5 separate regions of the Homo sapiens genome follow, and all the other regions are linked to region 1. The links are chromatin loops, found by intact Hi-C in ENCODE. Cell type or tissue: endothelial cell of umbilical vein. All regions are shown on one strand. Region 1 holds the start of LOC124903248 (translation initiation factor IF-2-like). Region 2 overlaps EFNB2 (ephrin B2). Region 3 has its middle 290 kb from the start of LINC00460. Region 4 overlaps NALF1 (NALCN channel auxiliary factor 1). Region 5 has its middle 27 kb from the start of LINC00443.

What was found. A loop is a pair of places that touch in the nucleus more often than their neighbours do. Peaks named below come from ENCODE experiments on the same cell type or tissue, not always from the same donor. Only the 100,000 strongest peaks of a DNase experiment are listed, where the experiment ranks them.
Region 2: a loop joins it to region 1, with 9 times the contacts of the local background. A loop is called at or near these places in 2 of 110 quality-filtered maps.
Region 3: it touches region 1 in a loop (17-fold over the local background); 4 of 110 quality-filtered maps call a loop at or near these places.
Region 4: it touches region 1 in a loop (17-fold over the local background); 5 of 110 quality-filtered maps call a loop at or near these places.
Region 5: it touches region 1 in a loop (10-fold over the local background); 13 of 110 quality-filtered maps call a loop at or near these places.

Annotation. Positions count from the first base shown.
Region 1 is chr13:106,916,079-106,921,078 of GRCh38, forward strand. LOC124903248 (translation initiation factor IF-2-like) reads right to left here and starts at 1,051. Exons shown (of 2, transcript XR_007063941.1): 1 at 806-1,051. RefSeq lists enhancers at 1,449-2,326, 1,881-1,960, 2,051-2,140 and a silencer at 1,641-1,700. In endothelial cell of umbilical vein, a CTCF peak has its summit at 2,144 (motif pointing left); DNase peaks (open chromatin) are centred at 893, 2,133, 2,623 and 3,763; H3K4me3 peaks cover 1,009 bases; H3K27ac peaks cover 3,800 bases.
Region 2 is chr13:106,493,658-106,498,657 of GRCh38, forward strand. EFNB2 (ephrin B2) reads right to left here. Exons shown (of 5, transcript NM_004093.4): 3 at 2,091-2,183; 4 at 1,224-1,337. Among named protein-coding and RNA genes, the nearest start is that of EFNB2, 40 kb to the right of the region's middle. RefSeq lists an enhancer at 1-670. In endothelial cell of umbilical vein, no CTCF peak of the experiment used is centred here; DNase peaks (open chromatin) are centred at 2,574 and 3,628; H3K27ac peaks cover 1,683 bases.
Region 3 is chr13:106,081,440-106,086,439 of GRCh38, forward strand. No RefSeq gene overlaps it. Among named protein-coding and RNA genes, the nearest start is that of LINC00460, 290 kb to the right of the region's middle. In endothelial cell of umbilical vein, a CTCF peak has its summit at 2,362 (motif pointing right); a DNase peak (open chromatin) is centred at 2,382.
Region 4 is chr13:107,200,397-107,205,396 of GRCh38, forward strand. The region is part of intron 2 of NALF1 (NALCN channel auxiliary factor 1); the gene reads right to left. Among named protein-coding and RNA genes, the nearest start is that of SNORD31B, 120 kb to the right of the region's middle. In endothelial cell of umbilical vein, a CTCF peak has its summit at 2,945; DNase peaks (open chromatin) are centred at 2,395 and 2,895; H3K27ac peaks cover 2,134 bases.
Region 5 is chr13:106,678,645-106,683,644 of GRCh38, forward strand. No RefSeq gene overlaps it. Among named protein-coding and RNA genes, the nearest start is that of LINC00443, 27 kb to the left of the region's middle. RefSeq lists an enhancer at 2,238-2,838 and a silencer at 2,537-2,831. In endothelial cell of umbilical vein, no CTCF peak of the experiment used is centred here; a DNase peak (open chromatin) is centred at 2,357; H3K27ac peaks cover 991 bases.

The DNA.
Region 1 (5,000 bases):
TGTTTCAGAAAGGAAGGGGGAAGTCTTGCCGGATATTCTGCTGCTATGAATCTCTGGGAGGCTGGCTTCAGGTCAATTTTGTGCACCAGTACCAGACACTTCCTAAGGCCTTTGCCTATAAAAATCTCCGTTTCAATATTGAGAACCAGCATGTTTTCAGAGATCAATGAAAATAATTTCAGTGTTGAAATTTTTAAAAACTCAAATGAAATAACCAGGCCTCTGGATTTTGTCTGGCATAGAAAATGCTGAGAGTGACCTGATGGTTTTCAGAATCACGTTGGATACAGTTGAGAAAGAACTTAAGCTCCTCATTTTGAAGATGAAGACAGGAAATGCATTGTCAACAGATGATTCCCCCCCCGGCCCCCCCGCCCCACCCCGCCCCGCCCCAAAAAAAGGCAGGGTTGTTCTTGGGGCAAACTGTGGAATCTCCTTTTGCAGACGAAATCTTTCTGCAATGGCTGAGTCAAGTTCAGCGGAATGGGAGGAGAGTGGGCCGTGGGGAAACGTGTTACTTGTGTGTTACTCTTAGCAATCGTATGATCCTTATTTAACTTAAAAAAAAAATCTTTCCTTTAAAATTACACATGCATAACCCGAATAGCAGTTCCATCACTTCTTTTCAAAATGTGCATTCTGAATTTAATTCTTTTCTAATTTGAAATATTTGAAAGTGCCGACTCTAGTTCGTCTTTCAGTACAAACCAACATGCCATGCAGCAAACTCACATTCCTTATTGAAAGGGGAAAAGCGCTGTGTTTTTTGAGAGGGAAGGGAAACACTTTTAAGTGAAGCACTTACAGTTCATGTCGTTTTCAGTGGGAGATGAAGCTGCTGAGAAATTCAATGGTTGTTTGTTTGTTTGTTGTTTCCACAATACAATGAATTTTAAAAAGTGAGCCCACTCATGACTCAAATTACCCAAGTCTGACCCAAGCGAAGGTGCCCCTGGAGTTCTGGAAAACGCAGGAGGCCTCCGCGGGCTGGGTGCGCCCCGAGCACTGCCATCCCTTTTCTTGTAATTACTTAATAGCCTGTGCCTTTGTCTTTTGCTTTGTTTTCTTAAGGAAATGTTAAAAAAAAAAAAAAAAAAAAACGGTGTACAATAAGAAATGAGACTTGAATGCGAGCGGGCGGGAGGCAGCGCTGAAAGAGGCGGCCGTGGATGCCACGGCGCTGGGTTCAAGTCCCGGTCCAGGGGGTTTGAGGGGACCGGGAGACAGTGGCCGCAGCGGCCATGGGGTCCCCGCAGACCTGGCCCAGAGTGCGGAAGGAGTCGCCTGAGCCGCTGTTTTAATTCGTGAATTCATTGAAAGACGAGAGGGCCCCAGGGACTCCCTGGGAACGCTTGGATTGCGGGGGGGTGGGGGGGGGGGCGGTCAGGGCTTTCCTACCCTCCCCGTTTCCCATCCCTCAGAATGTTCTAGAAATCTCAGCACACAGGAAGATGCAGTGGCCGAGGCCCGTAGAAGGAAGCGGGCGAAGGGCGGAGGAGGACGCGCGGGGCCGGGGCCGGGGCCGGGGCCGGGGCCGGGGCCGGGGCCGGGGCCGGGGTCGGGGACGCGGGGCAGGTTCGTGGCGCAGCCCGGGGAGACCTTGGGCGAGGCCTCCAGGCGGGGACGGGAAAGGGAACGGGAACGGGGACAGGGCGCAGGGCAGAGGGCCGGGACGGAAACGGGGACAGGGCGCAGGGCAGAGCACAGAGCGCAGGGGCGCAGAGAAGGGGACGAAGACGGGGCCGGAGGCGCCTGAGGGGGGCTCCGTGCGGGAATCGGCGGCGCCACCCAGCCCCGCACATCGCCGAGAGAGGCCCGCGTGCTTCTGAGAGCGCCGCCCCTGACGTTTCTGCTGCGCGCTGGGACCGAACCTACAGGAAGCAAAACCCTAGAGGAAGAAGTCGGCGGCTTTTTGGCTCGGAGACAAAATGGAGCCCCGCGGATGCAGCCTGGGCTCCCTCGGGCGCATCCCCAGAAGCTGCGGGTGTCCCCGGAGGACTTGAAGTCCTCCCGTGCGTCTCGATGCCACCAGTTTTTGTTTCTTTGGTGAGGAATCGGTTCACGGTGAAACTTCATTCCTCAGCCGGTGGGGAGCCGAGGCTGGGCCGGGCGGCGAGGGTTGCGCTGGGACGCACTGCCCCCTACTGGCCGCTGCGCCGCGTTCCCAGCTGCTCGAGCGGGTGGTTCAGTGAACTCGGATTAATTTAAATACAGCCGTAGATTTGGCTTTTTTCCCTCCCGGGCGAATCTAAATTTAAAAAAAAAACTAGGGAGAGTACCAAACTTAAAATAATAAACAGACTGAAGGATATTATTTCTTAACCTTTATACAGCCTCCTAAAAGAGTGAAAATTTTATTGTGAGTAAAATCAGAGTTTGGCTCTCTGGTATCCCTTCTGCTTTAATGTGCTTTGAGACTATTCTTATGAGACTAGAAATTCTTTGGTTAATGCATATTTATTAAAGACTAAATCATACTACTTTCCAAAATATTAGGCTCTATCAGCAATCCTTGATATGCAAAGAAACCATCTTAGTCCACCTCCAAGAGCAAAACAAATAATGCAGTGAAATATCTTTAAAGTTCAAACAGAATGTTACCAGACATACTTGAGTTATAGCGTCCAAATTACTAGGTTACATAAATTGCTCACAAGCAACCATCACCTGATCATTTTATGTTTTCTAATAACTTAAATGTCCCTAAATTGTAGAGTAGATTAATGCGTAATCGTCAAAGGAACTGTGCTAAAGTCAAAGTCACTTGCAAAGCCTGGATTGGAATTAATTGTCTCAAAATCCTTAGCCTACTGCTTCAACTACAGAACAATGCTCTGCCTTTATTAGTAAGTAGGAGAAAGAAGTTGTTGTGTCAAACACTTTATTGCAAATCCGAGGTTCAGCAGTGAATTCTAATTAATTTTATTATTAAAAAACCCCAAACTTTAAAACATTTTTTCAAAGGGTGGCAACTGTGGCATGGAAATGGATGGATCATTGTTTATTGAAGGGATGTCTCTGTTAGAGTTAGTTGTGTTTTGCTGAGTATAATTATTTTGGGGTTTGGAGGAACTGAGGTGGCTTTTCCTCCGGTTCTTCAAATTAAATAGCTGGATTGCACACATCTTCGTTGGGTTCTGGTTGAGTAAACTTCAGTGTAGTGGGGTGTCACATCACTTCCTGGATGAACAGTTGGTTGCCGAGAGCAGGTTTATTTAAAGCCAGAAACTCGTTTAAATAAGTCTTTGGTCACGCTGTTGAGGGGGCTGTTAATGCAGTGTGAGCAGCGACCATCCATGCATGGGGAAGTTGATAAAAGAATCTCTGGTTTTCTGACGATGTAGGTCTTAGTGGAGCCTTTTTGGTAAATCTAAGACTTTATGTTCATTTTATTATACACAGTCTTAATTTGAGTCTGAAAAGGGGAGCTCCAGGGCAGACATAAAATTAACTTCTCTTTCAGCGTCCTAACCTTTGGGTTTTAATTTATTCACTTGTCAATCTTATGAATGCCTCATGAACCCCAGCTATTGATTTCCGTGGCCAATGCTATTTTTCCTGTTTATTATAATATATTGTCCCATTGTTGCCGGCCGTTTGCGCTCAGTTAGATTTCCCACACAGCGGACAGGAAACCGTTCCATGGCATCAGACTTCCTTAGATTGATTTTCACAGAGGCAGGGAGGGACCTGCCCACTTCTGGGCCCTTTGTGCTGAGACTACACAGGGGCCCCAGCAACCCGCCTGTGTGGACGCTTCCTTCCAGGCCCCCAGTGCAGACAGCAGTCTCCCCAGGCCCTCCCACTGCAGTCCCACGCAGCCCCTGGGAAAAGCTCCCCTTATCAGCGCTGAATGTTATGTCATTTCTTTTTACTCACGATGTTTATTGTCTTTAGAGCCTGCTCTGTGGGAATGTTCTTTTCAAGGGCGACAATGGGGAACCGGGGAACAACACCGGTGAAATCACACAGCCCTGGAGCGCCAGGCCTTCCAGTTGCTTCATAATTAGAAAACAAAACACTCAGCTACAATACAAATGATGTTTTTACACTCCCTGGCTACTGAATTATTTATTAATAAAAAGCTTTATCACCACTGCGTTACCTAACACCCTAAAAGTAGGTTACAAGAAAAACTGAGAACCCATTCGGGATGAACCGGAAGAATGAAAGGGCTCTTTCTAAAAAGTAGTCCATGTTTATGTTACTATTTTGAGTTGTACTGAACACCCGTAAGCTTTTTGGCAAACGTCAGCATGTGCCCCAGTGAGCTGGGATTTAAGAGACACCTGTCCTACCTATAGCCAACACTCAGTTTGAAATAATTTAAACTCAACAAACTGACTGAGACAGCACATGTGGGTGTTTTATATTTGTAAAAAGTAGGCCGCTACAATTATTGATTTGTTTAGATATGTACCATCAGACTCAAAATTATTTTTTTCTTATTGTAAATTTGTCTTCCTGGGACTAGTTTATTGCAAAATATAATACAAAATGTGCTGGATAACGTTGTTAAAAATGAGGCACCATCCTTTGAAAATGATTATTAATTTACACTCTGAAATCATGTTCCCCCAAGGAGCTCATTATCAATTAGAAAAGCTCCTGCAGTAAATAGTTGACAGATGAAGCCAGTTCCACAACCACAGCTACAAACCCACGGAGGAATCTATACGTAAAAGACGCTTTAGATTTTTGGGGCGGGGCGGGGTGTTCGTTTTCTTTTCTTTTTTTTTTTTTTTTTTTTATTTTCCGGAAGATTTCAGAGGTCATACAGAGAATGATGTAAATTTTAAGGAGACTTTATCCAGGGATATCAAAACAGAGGAATCTACAGAGAAGAAACTCAATTTCTACTGCAGAGCTGTACGTGTCAGTAAGAATCATTTCCACCTGTGGAAATCGATGACCAATTTATAGATCTGAGTGAATGAATGATTTGGATCAATGAAAAACGCAATCTTGTTCATTTGCATCTGCAGTGGGCAGTCCTTTTA
Region 2 (5,000 bases), 420 kb before region 1:
ATTATCCAGCAAGAGCACAGACTGTCGGTGACAGCCAGCCCTTGATCTTGCTTCATCTTCTAACCCGTGTCAGCCAGCCTGGGGCAGCGGCAGGGAAGAAAAAGGGAAGTGGCCAATTCTCCAGGTCAGCGGTGAGCGTTTATGTGGTATTGCTCTTCCGCCTCCTTTGAGAAAGGGAGTTTCATGCAAACCTTCAAAGGGCCTGCCTTCTAAAGAAGAGCCCTGCCTCCTGGCAGAACAGAACAGCTCGGGAACGCGGAAGGAGTGAGGGGGCCTGGGAAAATGTTCAGCTCGTAACTCGTCTGTATTATTTGATTTACACTTAAAATATATTTGGAAGGCAGCAGAAACTCTCACACCGAACAGACTGCCAGCCCAAATGTTAAGCACTAAAAAACTGCCTGGCATCATTATATTATCCATTTATCAGTTTGTCACAAGAATTTGACACATCTTGTCATTGAAAGTTAGAAATAACAACTTCCCTCCTTGACTCTTGGAAAGGGATGGAATATTGCTGCAGACGATAAATTTGCACAACGACCAAGCAAGCACACAACAATCCTAATACAAAACTGCTGATGTCTGCTCAACAGCTACTCTATAAAACCTTCATTAGCATGGTAACAAATACAGAACTATTTGTTCCAAGACTGTTAAGAAAACGAAGGTCAACGACGGACAATTTTATCTGGTATTCTACACTTTTGTCAGGGACCTGTTTAATATTTTCTTTTACATGGAAAATGTGAAACAAAATAACGATAACCACCTGAAAAAATACTATTATGCAATATTTAAAAATGTTACCATTTAAAATTTAGAAGAGGATCAATTAAACCCTCTGTGGCTTAGATATAATTAGATGAGGGATTAGCACATTAATTACATATACATTAACATCAGCTTTAAGCTGGAGTTGACAACCAGCTTGATAAAATGTCAGCCAATGAAACCTTTGGCCTGACAGAGTAGTTCTAATAACTGGCACTTACAGCTCATGAACTCTACTCCTTTGAATATATGACTTTCATTGGAATGAGTTATTTTGTTCTTATTGAGTGTAATTAATAATGACTCACTGACAGCAAAGATTCCTGATCACTGTAACTTCCAGCTAATCCTAACTGGTTAGAAGTCTTTAGACTCTGCCCTACCTTTTAAGATACTACTAAGAATGTGGTACCCACAGACCTCCATACACACAGATCATGCTGTTATACCTGGATTTGGTTTTACAAAGGGACTTGTTGTCGAACTTCTTCCATTTGTACCAGCTTCTAGTTCTGGACGTCTTGTTGGATCTTTATTCCTGGTTGATCCAGCAGAACTTGCATCTATATGAAAAACAAATGATTAATTACGGCACAGACATCTGACAATATCTAGCTTTAGGAGCTGCATATATATTTCAACAGGCATGAATAGCAATGAACATAAGAGTCTTTATGCAAAGTACTGTGAAATACAAGAATATAATTTTTCTTTTAAAACAAAATGGTTATACTAGTTATTTCAGAGGTTTAGAACGTGAGGCCATCTGTGGAAACTATAGGGATTCTTGCATTTGGCAGGCAAAGCATTGCAGATGACATTTCAATTTAACTGAGCAAGTTGATTGACTACTATACCAATTTTTAATTAGAAGAATAATTATTTCTTTCTGCACAATAGGTTATCTATATTGGAAAAGTCACAATGAACAAAACTCTTCTGTAGTCAAGATTCAGAAATGAGCAAAACTGCACAAGCTTTTAGTTTTCATTCTGGATATTTTGATTTTGAACCAAAGTGTTTTGCTTTTTAAAAAGAAATATCTATCTATCTATCTATCTATCTATTATCTATCTATCTATCTATCTATCTATGGCAATAGACATTCTACCTTGCTGATCTTAACTCTTAGATCTCCAATAAAAGCTTAGTACATTGACTTGAGGAAATCTGTCAGTGGCTCAAAGTGCAGAAGGGTTTGCTTTGAAAACTAAAAAGAAGAGCGAATGAAGGTGGGCATCGGCAACATTAGCACCATACTAGCTGGGGGCTACACCAGGTCACAGTGGCGTCATGAAGCAGCAGATGGTCTTTACCTTGTCCAACTTTCATGAGGATCTTCATGGCTCTTGTCTGGCACACCCCTCCCTCCTGGTTATCCAGGCCCTCCAAAGACCCATTTGATGTAGCTGATTAAAAATAAAATGGACAAAACAAAAAAATAAAGAAAAATCAGGAAATCAATAAGCCAAGTTTACATGAACATGAAATGTCTGAAAACAATTTGAAAAATAAGAATTCACTCTTAGTCACAAGTTTTCTGAAAGTATGGGGATGCTGAAAGCCAAAAAGAAAAAGAAAAAGAAATAAAGAGAAATGGATATCGGAAACACTGCCGCACGTATGCTATCTGACTCCAAATTTATTTAGGCACTTTCTCCTTCCTTCACAAATGACTGATTTAATGTTAGTCTATAAATAAAAGGGATGGCATCCTTCAAAAAGTCTATGGACTCTTTTGGGGCCAAACTCAGAAGAGCAAAATAGTTAATGCAGCCATTTCCAAACGTGGTAATCATCCCCCCACACCTGCTTCCTCCACTGCAGATTTCCTGCTTCAAGAACAATTAGCTTGACGCTCTGTTTGTCAAGCATCCAAGTTCTGTAAACACTAGACCAGGAGCCTCCCACAACCCTTGTCTTCTTTTTTCAGCCTTATGCATGCTTAAGAAGTATACCAGAAATCAGGTCTTCAAAATCTCCCCTTTTTCCTCCATCGTTTTGTAAATCAGAAGAACATACGTGTTATTACTGCCAATGTCAACCTTAGTCAACCTCTTCAACCAAACTACCTGTTGCGGGAAAACTCTGGCTGAATAGAGGGTTCACACACATGCCCACCACTCATTCTGGGTCCTGTGGCAGCCCTGGAGAGAAAGTGGGGACTTTTACCAGCCACTTGCTGGTGTTCACCAACTGAATTCCCTCTCCACCTCAGCAGTGAGGAGTGGAAGGAAGGACAGAATCATTTTACCATTTTCAGCATTTTTTTTTTCAACAGCCTATGCTCTATTTAAACACATCCTTGTTCTGTCTCTTTAGACCAGCGAGGTCTCTGAATAGCTTTGTAACTCAAGCTGTAAAGAGATAGGCTGCCAGGTACTTTAATGAGAAACAGGCTTTGAATTACAGTTCAAGTTCCAGGAGAGAAAAGAAGGTGGAGAGTGCTAGACATTTTCATTCCCCTAAAGTTCAAGGGGCAAGGAACAAAAGTGTTTCATATACATTTCTGCAATTTAAATCCATTTTCTACCTGATTATCAAAGTCTTGGCTTGTAACACTGTACTTTGCAAGGGACTGAAAAAAGGATTGATTTTCTGGTAAAAATAAATCCCAAAGACATTCTTCTAATGGGATTGTTTGTTTTCCAAACAGTAGGTCAGCAAACAAGTTCTATATGCATTTATGGTAGAAATATGCATTCCACTGAAATTATATTAACTACAAAAATAAGGCACTTATTTACTTGTCTTTGTGGTCTTGAATTAACTTTACTTTCACTGTTTTCCTCAAAACAAAGACTGCCTCTTCTGTGCATACATATCACTGTGCTTCTCTGAGTGCTTGCTTAAACTTTACAGTCTCACAATTGCATCTCATTCTTCTGTAACTGTGGATAAATTTTTCCCGGGAAACTGGGCAATAATTGCCATAATAATACTTGTCTTGGAAGGGTAGTAAGAAGCAGACAGTATCTGTTTGTAGATACAAACATTGTAGACCATTAAGAAACTATTCAGCAGACAGCTTAAAAAAAAAAAAACCTAAAAATTTTGTACACTTCTGTGAATCTAAAAAAAATCTTTTTAATTATTTAATGGGGCTATTAAAATTTTTTTTTATTATACTTTAAGTTCTAGGGTACATGTGCACAACGTGCAGGTTTGTTACATATGTATACGTGTGCCATGTTGGTGGGCTGCGCCTGTTAACTCGTCATTTACATTAGGTATATCTCCTAATGCTATCCCTCCCCCAGTCCCCCACCTCACGACAGGCCCCGGTGTGTGATTTTTTTCAGTTCTTCATTCTGCTCTTTCCCTTTTCCCTCCTCCAAATATGTGACTAAATTTTAAAGTATCCTTTCCTCCCAGAGGCTTCAAACTATGAGTTTCTATGAGCAGATCCTATTTCTGGACCATTTCAGAGCAGAGCTATAATCTTCAATTAATTGTTGAGAATTTTCCTATTTGATTTTTCTAAAAAATTAGGATATGTCTGCATATAGAAAGAAGTGAAAGGCTGATGTCTCTATCTGGCTGATAGTTTAAAATGTTTGGTTTACTTCATTCAGGTGGAATCCCAATGTTTTTAAATTCACAAGCACATAAATGAACCTACACGCAAAAGTGCACTCAAACTCAAAGTTAACTTACTTTGAGTTACTTACTCAAAGTAAGTAACTGACTTTTTGTTGCTAAAAGTTTCAACACTAAGCTGAAAAATGACAAAATGAGATCTGAAGGGCAGTGCACAGAAAGAAAGGGGAGGAATACAGATGTATTTATTTTAATCTTGAGGGGGAAAAGACAGTCAAAGATTCAGATCCAAAAGAAAAACAATTAAATGAGTATCAGCAAGAGAAAAACAGGCACAGTAGAGCAGTTACTTGTAAATAGAATTGAGAACTGCGTCTGCAGAGGGAGAAACTGCTGATGACTTCTGCTTTGTCAAACTGGAAGCACAAGAGGTGCACATTATTTGATTTTTTTTTCTTTTAATTTGTAGGTCAGTGCCTTTTCTGAATATCAATGCTTTTGTGCGGAGCTCCCTAGGTTTACCAAAACGGGGTCTTGACAACCACAAATGTAAAATCTCTAGAGTATTAAAATTCAATTGGAATCTATAATTTAACATCCACAGACTATAAGACAGTAGGAGGAAGGCTGTGTTGCATAAGAATGAAACTGCTTTGCACCTTTAAGAGTGAAAACTTTTTTATTTC
Region 3 (5,000 bases), 830 kb before region 1:
GCGGCAGTTGCAGTGAGCCAAGATCATGCCATTGCACTCCAGCCTGGGTGACAGAGCGAGACTCCAACTCAAGACAAAAAAAAAAAAAAAAATTTTGCTTATCCAACAACTCAGCCTTGGTGGGGTAGAAACAACCCACCAAGTTGTCCTACATGTGTACCTATAACCTGAAGAAATGCTTTCCACATATGAGGAGATAGGTACACAATCTTTACAATTATTTCTGATAACAAAGAAAAAAAGTGGAAATCAACTGCATGTTTATTAACAACAAAATGGATAACCTGTAGTATATTCAAGAAATATAAGCTATTACATTATTTTTAAAAAGTTTTTTAAAAAAGACTTTTTTATGAACTATAATTCTTCTCCTCCTGGAAGTGTTAGCCCTGACCTGCAGATGCAGAGCAATGAGAGGCTCAGCAGGAAACCCACGGGCTTTGCTCATCAAAGTGTAGGCCCAGAACCAGCACTGGATCACCTGGGAGCTTGTTAAAAATGCAAAACCTGTAGCCCCATCCCAGACCTACTGGGTCAGAATCTACTTTTTAACAAGATTTATACACACATTAAAACTGGACAAGTATTGTCCTAGAGTCACTGTACTCATTATTCAGTACAGCATCAGCTAGTTAGATCTTCTATTGCATTCAAATATTGTTTTCAGAGATTCTACCATTATTCGCTCAAACGTGCATGAATGCATTAAACACTCCCTGAGTTCCTTGTACAGGCAAGCACCTTCTTAAGTGATAGGGATACAAATAAAATACTCTCGGGCCCTAGTCTGAAAAAGCTCACAGATGCATATATATATACACACACACACACACACACACACACACAAACATACACACACACACATATACACACACACAAATATACTTGTGTGTGTGTATATATGGAAAATTGTGAGTATATACTTATATGTATGCACAAACATATACATACAACTTGCACAAGGTATGTAACACACATGACCAAAGCGAATCTTTTCATTCATACTTTTCCCAATGTTATGGTAATGTTACACATTGTTTACATAATTATGTGCACATACCCGTTTTATTCTCACCTTCTGTCTTAACGTATCCCTATCATGGGTAGTGATCATGGCTCCTTCTAGTGATACAACAGTTTCACTTCGTTTTTACCAATTTTCTGGGCCACATCACACATTACCTTCACGAAATTTAAGAACCCAGACAATAAGCTGAGCTCTGGTTACCTTTTGTCCTTAAGCTTGGAACAGAGAGCACAATTTTCAGCTAAATCTCCTGGGCTGCCCCAGACCCAATTGACCTTTGAGTTGATTTTAGAATGACCAGCTCAGGCACTAATTCAGATAAAGTTTGAGAGGGGTCAGTAATAGCCCTAGCATAAATTCTACTGTGGTATACAATACTTTTTTTACCATCCCAAAATAAAATTCCTTATATATCTTACGTATATACTACGCTTAAAAATGTGGCTGGGCTCAGTGGCTCATGCCTGCAATCCCAGCACTTCAGGAGGCTGAGGCGGGTGGATTACCTGAGATCAACAGTTTGAGACCAGCCTGGCCAACGTGATGAAACCCCATCTCTACTAAAATATACAAAAATTAGCCGGGTGTGGTGGCGGGTGCCTGTAAGCCCAGCTACTTAGGAGGCTGAAGCAGGAGAATTGCTTGGATCCGGGAGGCGGTGGTTGCAGTGAGCTGAGATCGCACCATTGCACTCCAGCCTGGGCGACAAGAGTGAAACTCTGTCTCAAAAAAAGAAATAAAAGTATATACTGTTTACATATGAAAGAGAAACTAAGTGATAAATTATAACAAAATAATGTGTATTTCAATTTTAAATGCTCAGACATAACTACAGTAGAAGACCTAAAATATAAAAAAAAGACTAAAAAAAAATTCAGGTGTTTTTGCTCTACGTGGAAACATGGCACAACATTTGCCAATTGCAAATGCTGTCTGAGACAGGTGTGTTATATTAGACTCAAATCCAGTGAGTCCTGTTGCTATCCTGGACTTGGATGGTAAACAGTTCTTGGTATGATTTTGAACCAAAAAATGCAAATATACCTCAACTTTTACAGTAGCTGTATTCCTATAAGATCCATTACCTATATTAAACTCATGCCAAAGAAATACTATACATAAAGCAGAGTTATTTAATGCTTTTTTTTTTTAACCTGGAAGATTATTTGTTGAGACTTTAGAATTTTGTGCAGAACTCAGGATAACATTCTGCTTTTCAGTACAAACCTGGCATTTGGAGGATGTCTAATATCCTTGGCCCCTGTCCAGTGATCATTCTGACCCCCAGTCCATTGTGACAACAAAAGTTGCCCCCAGGAATTTCCCTGGAATAGAAATCCTCTAGGAGGCAGCACTGCCCCATTGAGACTGCTGCTCTAAACAGGCTTTGTGGTGGGGAAGTCCCCAACTTTGACACCCACATAGCCTTAGGAAAATAGCCAATTGTCTCTGTCTAGAATTTTGTTAAGTGAACGTTTACCTGCATGACTTTCGTGTTTCCTTTTTTCCAAACACAATGGTGTGGTCCTATCAGCTACCAAGAGCCCTTTATTAAATATTTAGAAATTCTGCAAGCCAATTGATATTATATTGGCAGTTTAAATAGACCATGATGGGAATATGAATACAACAGAAATTGGCAAGTGCTACAAATCAGGGCTTGATTTGCAGGGGGAGGAGCCAGCTGGTAAATATTTAATAGCACAGCTTGGCTTTCACTAGGTCCATCAACGTGAAGGACCTTTGGCCACTTCCTCTTAGTCTCAGTTTTCCATTTTCAAGTTGCCCCTTTTGTAGCAGAGTGATTTACTCCTGCACATGTCACCTTATTTTTTCAATGTCAGAAGGCACCACACACCTATGAGAACTTCATGATTGGAAAACTTACTCTTAATTGCAAGATATTAAATTGCCTGTTGCTCACTTTCTTTATAAGGCACTAACATTCTAACACAAACACACACACACACACACACACACACACACATTGGGCTCCATCATTTGCCCAAAAAAAAAAGCTTTTCTTTTTGTTTGATCTGTGAGTGGTGACGAGTAGGAATTTTAGTGAAGGTAGAACTTAAAAAAAAAAAAAAAGAGTGGAAATAAAATGGCGAGCCTGGAAGGCCTTGTCCACGTTCAGCCCTGTGGCCAGGGTTGAATCACCCCTTGGTTACGAGGGCCACATGCTGTCAACCAGACAAAGCATAAATGACCCAGATTGTGAGTTTGGTTCAGGGAGCTGAAGGAAACTCTTCTCGGGCCTTTATCCAAACCAGCACCCTGAGAATGGGAAGCCTGCATGCCTCTGTCCCCTTACCTGGAACATTGGAATATCCGTGTTTGGGTGGAGTAGACGTTACAGAAGCAGGGGAGAGAGCAAGCAGGAGAGGCAGTGGGCAAATGGCCATCTCAGGAGGACCCCGTCTGTGGGCTGTTGGTGGGTGTCTGCTAGGAAGTACTTTGGGGGCTTCCAGAAACAGTCCAAACTTACTTTAAGAAAAAACGAAGCTTGAGGGAGTCTGTGAATTCATCAGACGTTGGGGTTACCCTTCATCTTCAAACATCCCTTATTGGAACTATTTTGATATCTAGCTCTGACTTGATAAGTTACTGTGAAACTGGGGGTTCCCAAACTTTAATGTATGTAACTGTCTGTTGAGGAATTTAATTAAAATGCAGAGTCCCAAGCCCTCCTCCCGAGTTCATCATGCTCAGGGCTGGATGGATCTGAGAAGCTTCATTTTTAACAACCACTCCTCTAACGCAGACAGCTTTAAATGTAACTGGGTAATTCCTTGCTTTTATTTCTGAGCAAAAACAGTTGCTTCTATTGATAAAAAAAAAAAAAAAAAAAAAAAAATTTACCTTCACATGATCTAATCAGGTTCATACATTAATTCTGAAAAAAAAATTATAGAATTTATATACTTTACAATTACTCTTCTCAAATAGTTCTTAAGAATCTTCTTAAAGAATATTCTTCAAGATTGAGTAAATCAGATTTTAAGGACAGAATTTTGCAGAACTATTCAGCTATAAAAAAGGATGAGATCTAGTCATTTGCAACAACATGGATGGAACTGGAGATCATTATGTTAAGTGAAATAAGCCAGGCCCAGAAAGACAAACATTGATGTTCTCACTTATTTGTGGGATCTAAAATCAAAACAATTGAACTCACGGACATAGAGAGTAGAAGGACGGTTACCAGAGGGTGGGAAGGGTAGTGGGACTGTGTGTGTGGGGGGTGGGGAGGGGGGGCGGGGGGGGAGGAGATAAGGATGGTTAATAGGTACAAAAAATTAGAAAGAATGAATAAAATCTACTATTTGATAGCACAACGGGGTGACTACAGTCAATAATAATTTAATTGTACATTTAAAATTACTAAAAGAATATAACTGGATTGTTTGAGACAGAAAGGATAAATGCTTGATGGAATGGAGACCCCATTCTTCATGATGTGATTATTACACACTGCATGCCTGTATCAAAACATCTCATGTACCCCATAAATACATACACCTACTATGTCCCCACAAAAATTAAAAATACATGTTTTTAAAAAAATATTGCAAAGAGAAATGTCACACCATAGCAGGAAGAATGAGCACATATCTAATCAACAATATAATACAAATGATTTCCATTTGTAATCAGTAAACCAACAAATTCATTACAGCCAGATTAGCTAATAATGAATATAATGAGCTAAATCCTTCACCATTTTGAAGGGCATATTAATTCAGGTAGAATGAAATCTGAGAAAGATGATGTAAACCTATGCTCCCACTCTGTATTCCTTTCTCTTCACCAAAAACCCACAGATCTGATCATCAAATTCTGTCTACATGACAGCAACATAATCCAATGAAAAAAGTCAAGCAATGTTTTAGTTTGTTTAAACCTAGAACAAAACAATAGTTTATTTATCTAGTCATTCATTCACTCACTTACTGAATAGATCAGTTCT
Region 4 (5,000 bases), 280 kb after region 1:
AGCCAGGTTAAGGAGCTTGCAGACTCTCCTAAGGGAATTAGGACTTCGAGCGAGGGGCATGATCTGTGCCAAAAATGGGTTACATGGCAAGCATCTCCCACACGATGAATGCACAGACTCTTTCATCCGTCTCTACTTCTTGGTAGACATTTATTTTACAGTAAAATTCATAAGCTGTGGTAAATGATACAGCAACAAAAATATGCCTTGCAGAACTGCATTTAATAACAGATGGCTAGGAATAACTCAAATGGCCATTAGTCAGGAACTGAGTAAACTGAGTAAATAAACAATAACAAGTCTGTAACCCATGACATCAGTCGCCAGTTGGCTGGAGGAGGTGACTTGATCTTGCCTGTTTTGGGTCTTTTGGATGTTGTGTCATGAGCACCACTTATCAATTCAAACATAAGCATGCACACTTTATTTCAATATTTCGAAAGTATGTAATATCAACTGCTGTAGTCCCGGTGACTTTAGTGCGGCCACAGGACCTGTTCCTACTCATTGGTGGCATCAGACGTAACTCTGAGGTTGAACCTTAAGGACCCTGGAGCTGCGGGGCCAGGGGGACCGAGTGAAAATGAACACTCATCCAGTGAAATTGCCTATTTACCACATCGGCAGACACGCCACTGCAATGAAGAGATGGCGACTGAGAACTATTTTGGCTTTTGTCTCCAGTTCTCAAAAACTGGCCTTTCCATGTGATCCCTTCCAAGGTCTATGATATGTGCATGTACGTTGATATCTATCTATCTATCTATCTATCATCTATCTATCTATCTATCTATCTATCTACCCATCCATAAGTTGATAAGTTGATAGATATCTCTCAATGTATAGGCACATATCATAGGCCTTGGAAGAGATCAGAAGGAAGTTTCTCTAGCTCTTCACAGTTCACAATGAAATGCTACATCTTAAAATTCCCTCTGGGGAGGCCCAGGTGGGCAGATCACGAGGTCAGGAGATCGAGACCAGCCTGGCTAACACGGCGAAATGCCATCTCTACTAAAAATACCAAAAAACCAGCCGGACGTGGTGGCGGGCGCCTGTAGTCCCAGCTACTCGGGAGGCTGAGGCAGGAGAATGGTGTGAACCCGCGAGGGGGAGCTTCCAGTGAGTCGAGATCGTGCCACTGCACTCCAGCCTGGGTGACAGAGCGAAATTCTGTCTCAAAAAAGGAAAAAAAGAAAGAAAAAAAAATGACCTCTATGAGAAGAATTTACTATGCAGCGAGCAACAGGTCCTATCTTGGGACAATTATTTCCCTTGTGATTGAAATTATTTTCATTTCCCTTGCAATGTTTGTTCCCGCGTACTTGAAGGTGGACTTCCTGGGGCTTTCTCAGCCCACTTACACACAAAAAAAGACTAAAACATGGCAAATGTCCCTAAGACAAGCCCAAAAAGACATCTCCCTCACTCCCTCAGGTAATGACATATTCCGTAAAGGAGGAGCTATTAGTGAAGGTTGCCATGAGCCTTACTTTCTGGCAGGAGTGAGTTTCGGTGGCGAGGTCGGCATTTTCAGACTCTCTATGCCTGGGTTCGTCACTCTTTTGACCCCATAAATTGGTTAATAAAGGTACAACATACCATATTTAGGACTGAACCAGTAGTGTCAGATGATAACATAATAACCGGAGAACCATCATCTTAAAATAGCATTCTAGAAGTTTTATTCCTAACTGAACTTTTTATTTTCAAGTTTTCTTCTTGGAGAATTTACACATTTATTCCATCAGTGCTGCTATGCCTAAATTAAATTCACTCTTTCTTTTTTTAATTTGGAATTAACTTTAAAACTAATTTTAAAGTTCTGCTTACAAATTGGTCTTCAGTTTTTAAACCTAAGGTATTTCTTACTTATTACCTACATTATCTGGAAATTTAGCTATTTTGATTGTATCTATATATAAATTGGATATTTGAATGATGTATAAATTATATAAATATATGTTGATATGGTATAGATATTATATATTATATATACAATCTATTATATATTATAAAATAGCTATAACACAAGGATAAGGTGATTTGGATTCATAATAATATTCACACAGACATTTTAGAAACTTTAGCTCTGTTCTTACCCTTTATACTAATTTATTTGTGTGTGTGTGTATTCATCCTAAGAATCTCACTAACCAATCTGACAAAATTAGCCATCTAAGCAAAAAATTTTCCTGAGAACAATGACCTAGACAGTCTTCTTTTCTTTATTTAACCAGAAAAATGTCTATGTTCCAAAGTGCTTGTAACATTCATTTTTAATGTGACGTGTGATGTTGAGAAATCAGGACATGTTTGTTGAACAATGAGATTTGCAATGCAAAGACAGCAGGCTGTGGGCGTGATCACCTTCCGTTAACCTACTGACTGACTTTTTCCAGCTGTACATAGCAAGGAAACAATGGCTTACACATGAATTTCAGGATGGGCTGGCTGGTCGTTTCCTGTTCCACTACAAATGCTGGACTAAGAGCCAGGAAATGTGGAGCTATTCTTGTTTCTGCAATTGCTTGTTTTGAGGGAGTGGTTAATCCTCAAGGCATCAAACTAGATGACTTCAGTAATTTTGGTTTGTCTAAGATTGACTGAATCTATAATTGCACAGGATAATTTCATTGTTCAAATTAGTCCAGTATCCAGAACAGCTACCAAGTGGGCATAAATTCTTACAAAGAATTCGCGAATTCTTCACATCTTCACAAAGATGTCTTACTTGCAGACAAGATAGGTAAATACTCTCATTGAATAAGATTTCACCTGTTCTGGGAAATCTCACTTGGCCATATTCTTCCTAAACTGACATTCCAGAATTCAAATCTTTCCTTTGGCTTCCCGCTTTGACAGCCACTGTGTGGTCAGTAGTTCTAAGTTCACTCAGTCACGTTGAATGCAGGGAAACCTTTGTCACGGGTGTGTGTTATCGCCTCCTGGCTGTAGAGGAGATCACTACATGCTTTGATTCAGCTTCCATCTAAGAAGAGACTCACCAGCTCAGCAGTGCAGGCGCTGGCACTGCCTCTCTGAGGGCAGTGCGCATAGTCTGGCTTGAGCAAAGGGTGACTTTCCTTCCAGAGGGTTCAGAGGGCCTGAAAATATTTGCCAGACACGGTGTCACTTCTGTGCAAGGTCAGCGAGTGACATCTTCCCTCAATGGCATCAAAAAGGACAGCCATCAGGTGCTGTGCTCCATCCCCGTGGTGCCCCCTGACATCGTGATGGGCCCTGACATGGCTCAGGCTGGGCCCTCAGTGGTTCCCTGGGGCAGCTGGCTCAGGACCCACCACTGAAGCACAGACACTTCTCAGGGCTGATTGAACTCCCGTCCCTGCAAGTGCTCCTGGCTTGGTTTTCTCCACTCTCCCTGGTCTGATGCATTTCATTTCTCCTCTTAGACCAGGCAAGGTGTAGCAATGAGAAGCAGAAGGATAACTTGAACTACGTTAGAATTTTCCCCAAAGGCTGTCGAGGTGAGCAAGCTCATGCAGGGCCTGCCCAGTTGTCAGCATGCCTGGAGGCAGAGGGGGGCAGAGGGAGGCAGAGCTCTCCCTGCTCTCCAACAAGTGTCACCCAGGTGAGCTGGAGGCAGAGAGGGGCGCCCACAAGCTCTCCCTGCTCTCCAGGTGAGCTGGAGGCAGAGAGGGGCGCCCACAAGCTCTCCCTGCTCTCCAGGTGAGCTGGAGGCAGAGAGGGGCGCCCACAAGCTCTCCCTGCTCTCCAACGAGCATCACCCAGGTGAGCTGGAGGCAGAGAGGGGCGCCCACAAGCTCTCCCTGCTCTCCAACAAGTGTCACCCAGGTGAGCTGGAGGCAGGTTGTCTTCCTCTCCCCACACAGACAAGCGTAAAACCTCATTCTCCTCTGCAGCTGCGCCTGCCGCTCCGCAAGCACCACCAGGCTGGACTACATGGGGTCCCATCTAGCTCGGGCCTCTGCTGTCAGCAGGCCTGGGCACTGTGTTCTGGCACTGGGCTCAGTACTCTTAGCCACTTGTGGAGGTGAGGCAATGAGACCTTACAGTGGGGGCGATTTTCCAAAATTCATAGCTACTGGCAGAATCCAGACATCCTAATTCCTCCTCTATTCCCTACATACATTCTCTTGCCAAAGGCAAACTTGACCTGCTGGGATCTTTATGAATATAGAATTCAGAAAAAGTAATCTTAAGTAGGAATGATCTGAACTCAAACCTAAAGATATTAACTGAAATAAACCTCAAAAAGTACAATGTTTTAATGGAAGAAGATGTCACGAACATATGAAGTTACTACATTTTACTTGGTTTTATAATCTACTCTCATTTTTTAAATTTTATTCTGGGCATACCATCTCCCTTCCCGTTTCTTTTTTGCCTTAAACTTTGACATATTTATTAAAATATTTTGTATGAGATTAAATGATGCTATAACTACACTGGTCTTTTTATTATTCTGTTTTCAGAGAAAAAAAAACCTGATTTTAAAAAATTAAATGAACATACGCATACGCAGGGGAAAATAAATAAATTGAAACGGCATAAATGTTCAAATTAAAATCTATAGAGGTATTTTTTTTTTCTACTGAAATTTTCCTCTAATGAGAACATCTTTTTTTTTTCTTTTATTATTATACTTTAAGTTTTAGGGTACATGTGCACATTGTGCAGGTTAGTTACATATGTATACATGTGCCACGCTGGTGGAGCTGCACCCACTAACTCGTCATCTAGCATTAGGTATATCTCCCAATGCTATCCCTCCCCCTTTCCCCCCACCCCACAACAGTCCCCAGAGTGTGATGTTCCCCTTCCTGTGTCCATGTGATCTCATTGTTCAATTCCCACCTATGAGAACATCTTTGTCTTTTAAAAATCTTTCTCAACTCACTGGTCATGTGAGGACTGGATTTTTGCAAATGTTTTTTCTTTTGCAGTTGTGAAGTCACTCACAAGTAAACCGTGAGATGCCAAACATTTAAAAAAAAAATCCTTCGAATGTGATCAAT
Region 5 (5,000 bases), 240 kb before region 1:
CATTTTGTATATCTTTTCTTTCCAGCTTTTTTTTTAAATGGCAAAACCTTTCATTTGCTATATATCTAGCTATGTATTTAGTTGTTTGCAGAGCTGAGTAAAGTATTCATGATATCATTTCTTTCTAAAGTGAAGCATAGCATTCTTTTAAGCTGCATATCAAAAGGTAAACAAGTAGAGAAACTGCTCCTTTGAAGATTCTGCATGAGTCTGTTGCTAGTTAAATTTTCCTTGCAGAAATCAAACAGGGTTTCCTGTTGCATGTTTACCAAGCCCCCTTTTGTCCATAAAGTATAAAACGCAGGGCTGCAATTTTCCCATTTGTTAATTTTTCCCATTGAGCCCATTCCTTCCTTTTAAAATATATTCTTTTTTTCTAGTCTACCTCATTTAGCAGTGAATATGGAGGATTACAAACATTCTTGTTAGATATAAAACATTCCAGGAAATTTAATTTCTTTAGTCATGGATTTTAGCTGTAATGATACTGCACATTTGTATAACATCCCTGCGATGAGAAATGTGAACCCCTTATTCATTATCTGGAGACAAGCATTATTATTATCATAATTTTGCATCCTGTGTAACTGAGTCACAGGAAATGGACCAGAAATAAATCATACCTGGAGTGTAATTTGCAAAAGAACGTAGGAAAAAAGTAGGATGATTGCATCGTGCCTTGGACACTTGCACCCTGGAGTACAATGCAGCTGGTTTACCATTTAGAGAAGACAGGCTCTCGATGGCTTGGATGTGGATGGGAGGAGGTGGGAGGCAGTGAAGGCATGTTGAGGGTTGCCGCTGATGTTGGACAACACTACAAGTCATTCCCTTATGCTTTTATGATACGCCTATATCCTCAGTGTAGCCTGTCCGTGCAGCCCCCAGCCACATTTCCCTAGGCCTGGAGCCCTGCTGGGTGCTGAGCCCAGGCACCGCTGCTTCTTGGGGGTTGCCTCCGAAGTCCATGTGAACCAGTGTGGTCTTGAACCTAGGTTGAGTTGCTCATGGCCCTTTGGACCTGGCAAGTGTCTGAACCATACCTCTGGTTCTATCATCATGCTCAGAATCCTTAGTGGTCCAAGCCTGCACCCCCAGGAATTTTCTCTCATCAAAATGCTTCCAGGGCCGGGTGCAGTGGCTCATGCCTGTAATCCCAGAACTTTGGGAGGCCAAGGCAGGCAAATAGCTTCAGCCTAGGAGTTCAAGGCCTGGGAAAAATGACAAAACCCCATCTCTACTAAGAATACAAAAATTAGCTGAGTGTGGTGGTGTGTGCCTATAGTCCTAGCTACTCAGGAGGCTGAGGTGGGAGGATGGCTTGAGCTGGGGAGGTCGAGGCTGCAGTGAGCGATGATCACAACACTGCATCCCAGCCTGGGTGACAGAGCAAGACACTGTCTCAAAAAAATAAAAAGAAAAGAAAAGAAAAAAAACTCTGCTACCAAAAACAGAGCTGATATTTTTGAGAAAAAAAAAAAAGAAACTAAAAAGAAGCCATGAAGTGAAGGATCCACCTATGTGTCTTCTGGGATGGGTAAGTCAGTCTCCCCAACAACTCCCTCCCACTCAGAACGTAAAGCAGGATTCCCTGCCACAGTTTCCTCCACCTGACAGGTTTAGGAACAGCTGGGTCCACTAGGGAAAGTAGGAGAACTGATAGAAGTAGCAAAACAGAGACGGTGCCCTGACTCTCCTACTCTGGGCTTGGACAGGTGGTGTCCATGTTCACTGTGGGTGGGGCTTTGAGTTCTGGAAGTTTACTGTTAGTGCCATTGGTGTTTATTTCTTATTTCAATGTAGAAATGAATGAATGAGTTCCGCTCTAGCAAAAAGTGCCTGTGATCTGAAATAATTAGTCATCACAATCAGAGAGAATGCTATGTGACTAGTAAATCATACAATTGAGGAATTGCATTTAAAAATTAGAGTTATCAGGAACACCTAAAAAGCTGTCTATTCAAGTAAGCCCCTGGAGCTTTGATAATTATCAGGAGGCAGAATGTAACCTCCTTGGCTTATTCTCGAAGGGATGCTGCCACAATTCGGTAGTAGATTCACATGCCATGAGTTTATAGGGAGTGTGTTGAATTTTGAGGGGCTTTTTCATTTGACATTTATACAATTAGCCATGGCTTTGGCTGGGGTGTTAAAAAAGGCAAGTAGGAAATCACCAGAAACAGGAGAACTTACAGATATGTTGCCTTTTTTGGTGTATGTGGAACATAGTACGAGAAACTCTCATGGGAACTCTGAGGAAGGAAACATACCATGTCTGTCACTAACCAGGGAAAAAAAATGTCACTGGGCCAGTAAGCATTAAGCAGAACAATAAGAACTTCCTGGTGCCAAGAGTCAGGACAAATGTGTGAAAGGGAATGAAGGGACATTACCATACTGAGCCTTTCACAGGAAAATGCTAAATAAACCGAGAGATGCTTGTCAATATTTGGATAAGGAAACATGTCTCAGTCTGATTTTTAAGGCACGCTACAAAAAAAAAAATCTTGAGAAACTTTGTACTGTATTCACAATATCAACAAAAATAATACACTTGGAGTCTGGGGTGGCCATTCTCATGGTAATGAATGTGTTTCAACAGTGATCTCCTATTGTGAGCCTTGGAGCTGCATGTCTCCAGGCTCTAGGGAGGCACGGATGGACACCGCCCCCACATTGTGGCCACAGCGTGCCTTTGTGAGCCTCAGCTGTGAGCTTCTCAAGTCCTCAATGGGCAGGCAGGGCACACTGAATTAGGACCCATTGCTGCTTCATTTATCCACGACACAATTTATAAACAGCAAGTATATTACTTGTTTCATGTTTTATTTGTTAGGTCATTTCTAGCAAAAGCTGAGCACATGCACCCACATATAGGGCAGCTGTGCCTCCAGTCAACCCAGTAGGAAGAAAATTGCAAACATTGTTGAAATAAAATTGGGTGGATGGTTGCTTTCAAGGAGCACAGCCTCCCACCTGCTTTCCTGAACTAACCGTGGGGAGCAGTTGGTTGCACTCTTATCAGTTTTGCTGGTGCTTCTCTCTTCTCCATTTCGACCATGCTTTTAAAAAAGGCATTTGGATCTGGAAGGAAAAATGCAATAATCCAAATCTTTGGCCTCGGGTTTTGAGAGGTGTCTGTTATACTAGGAATCTAAAAAGGAAAGCAGAGAAATTCAATTGAAAGAAACAAAAAACCAGCTTTCTCCTTTCTCTTTAGCAATAACAAAGGAAGGAGAGAGAGCAAGAGTGAGAGAAGGAAATAAGACTCTTCTATTTTAACACTTTAGTGTATAATGGCATATGAATAATATCATTTTTCTGCCATTTATTCAGATGTGAAGGAACTCAGTGAATAATAATAGCTGCTGTCAAAGGTATTTATATTTAAAAGGTCTTTATGTAAAAAAAATTTTTTTTTTGTCAGGACTGATTTTTCTCTGAGAGGATCCCTCTATCTCCTAGCAACCAATATGGCTATCTTTTTGAATAGCTGCTGCGTGTACAGTGGGTGCATAACCTTTATGTGGAAGCATTTGCAAATTTAGCAGTCAGGACTCATATGAATTCAAAGCAAGTTGTGAAACTGATCTCAGACCCAGACTTGTGATAGAAGTCTCAGGGGGTCTCTTCTGTTGGCAAGACGAAACACATGTGATGGGCACGATCCCCTTCCTGTGTCGACTGCATGTTCTGCAAATGATAAACGGCCCCTTAAATAACCTGTTCACAGAACTTTTATCTATTTAAAAAGAAGAAAAACAAGCTAACCTGAGGAAACCCAAAGATTCTGCTTTGCAAATTACCATCCTAATGGAAAGATTCTATCTCAAGAAAGAAAATGTCTAGAAGTTTATTAAAAAAAATTAAAGAGTAATGGAAACATCTGGAACTCAGTCATCTCTTTTGCTTCTACGTTTTGATTATTTGTAATATATTAATGTCATTTTCATTCCTTCTAAATCTTACAACAGGGACTTTCTGCATGTTCAAAAAACATTGGCTAAAGTTCCTAATCTCTCTCTGAGATAAACATTATAATAAACAGATTATAAATAAATAAATTCATAGAATGAGAAGAGATAGAGACAGAAACAGAAACCATTTCTTGTAATTTCTAGTCTACAAGGCTGTGTTTAGCAGTAGAATATTATCATTAAATTTTTTTTAAAAACAATATTTGTCTCCTGGAGGCATGCACCCTATTAAAATGAGTATATGGTTTTAAAAGAAGAACATTTACATAATTTCAAAAGCCTTCAAAAATGAACTCTCTAGGCTGGGCGTGGTGGCTCACGCCTGTAATCCTAACACTTTGGAAGGCCAAGGTGGGTGGATCACAAGGTCAAGAGATTGAGACCATCCTGGCCAACATGGTGAAACCCCGTCTCTACTAAAAATACAAAAATTAGCTGGGCGTGGTGGCCCATGCCATAGTCTCAGCTACTCGGGAGGCTGAGGTAGGAGAATGGCTTGAACCCAGGAGGCAGAGGTTGCAGTGAGCCAAGATCTTGCCATTGCACTCCTGCCTGGGCCACAAGAGTGAAACTCCATCTCAAAACAAACAAACAAACAAAAAAAGAACTCTCTAGAACCAGACTTCCGCGTGTGAAGTGCTCAGAGAAGGCACAGAAATCTCCGGCATTCATCAGCACATGGTGAGCGTGAAGCTGCCCGCTGGTGCCACCACACACTGCTGCTCTTTGTTCTCTGTCCCACTGAAGGTTAACGAAGCTGTCTTTAGGCACAGCTGTGAGGTCGGCAAGATTTGTCATCAGAGAGTCCTCTTCCCGCTTTTTATTTACTCTTTCTCTTCTTGCCTTTTCAGACTTTCACCTCTCTTTACCATCCAAACAGGAAACATTCAGATAACCAGATATGACACTTGTCTATTTACAGAATTATTTAACTTTCATTTTCTTTCACTTGCCTTCCATGTAACTATGCATTTTAAGTCTCTTCGTGGTTCCCAAAAAACCTTGTTCCCCTTATTAAAACGT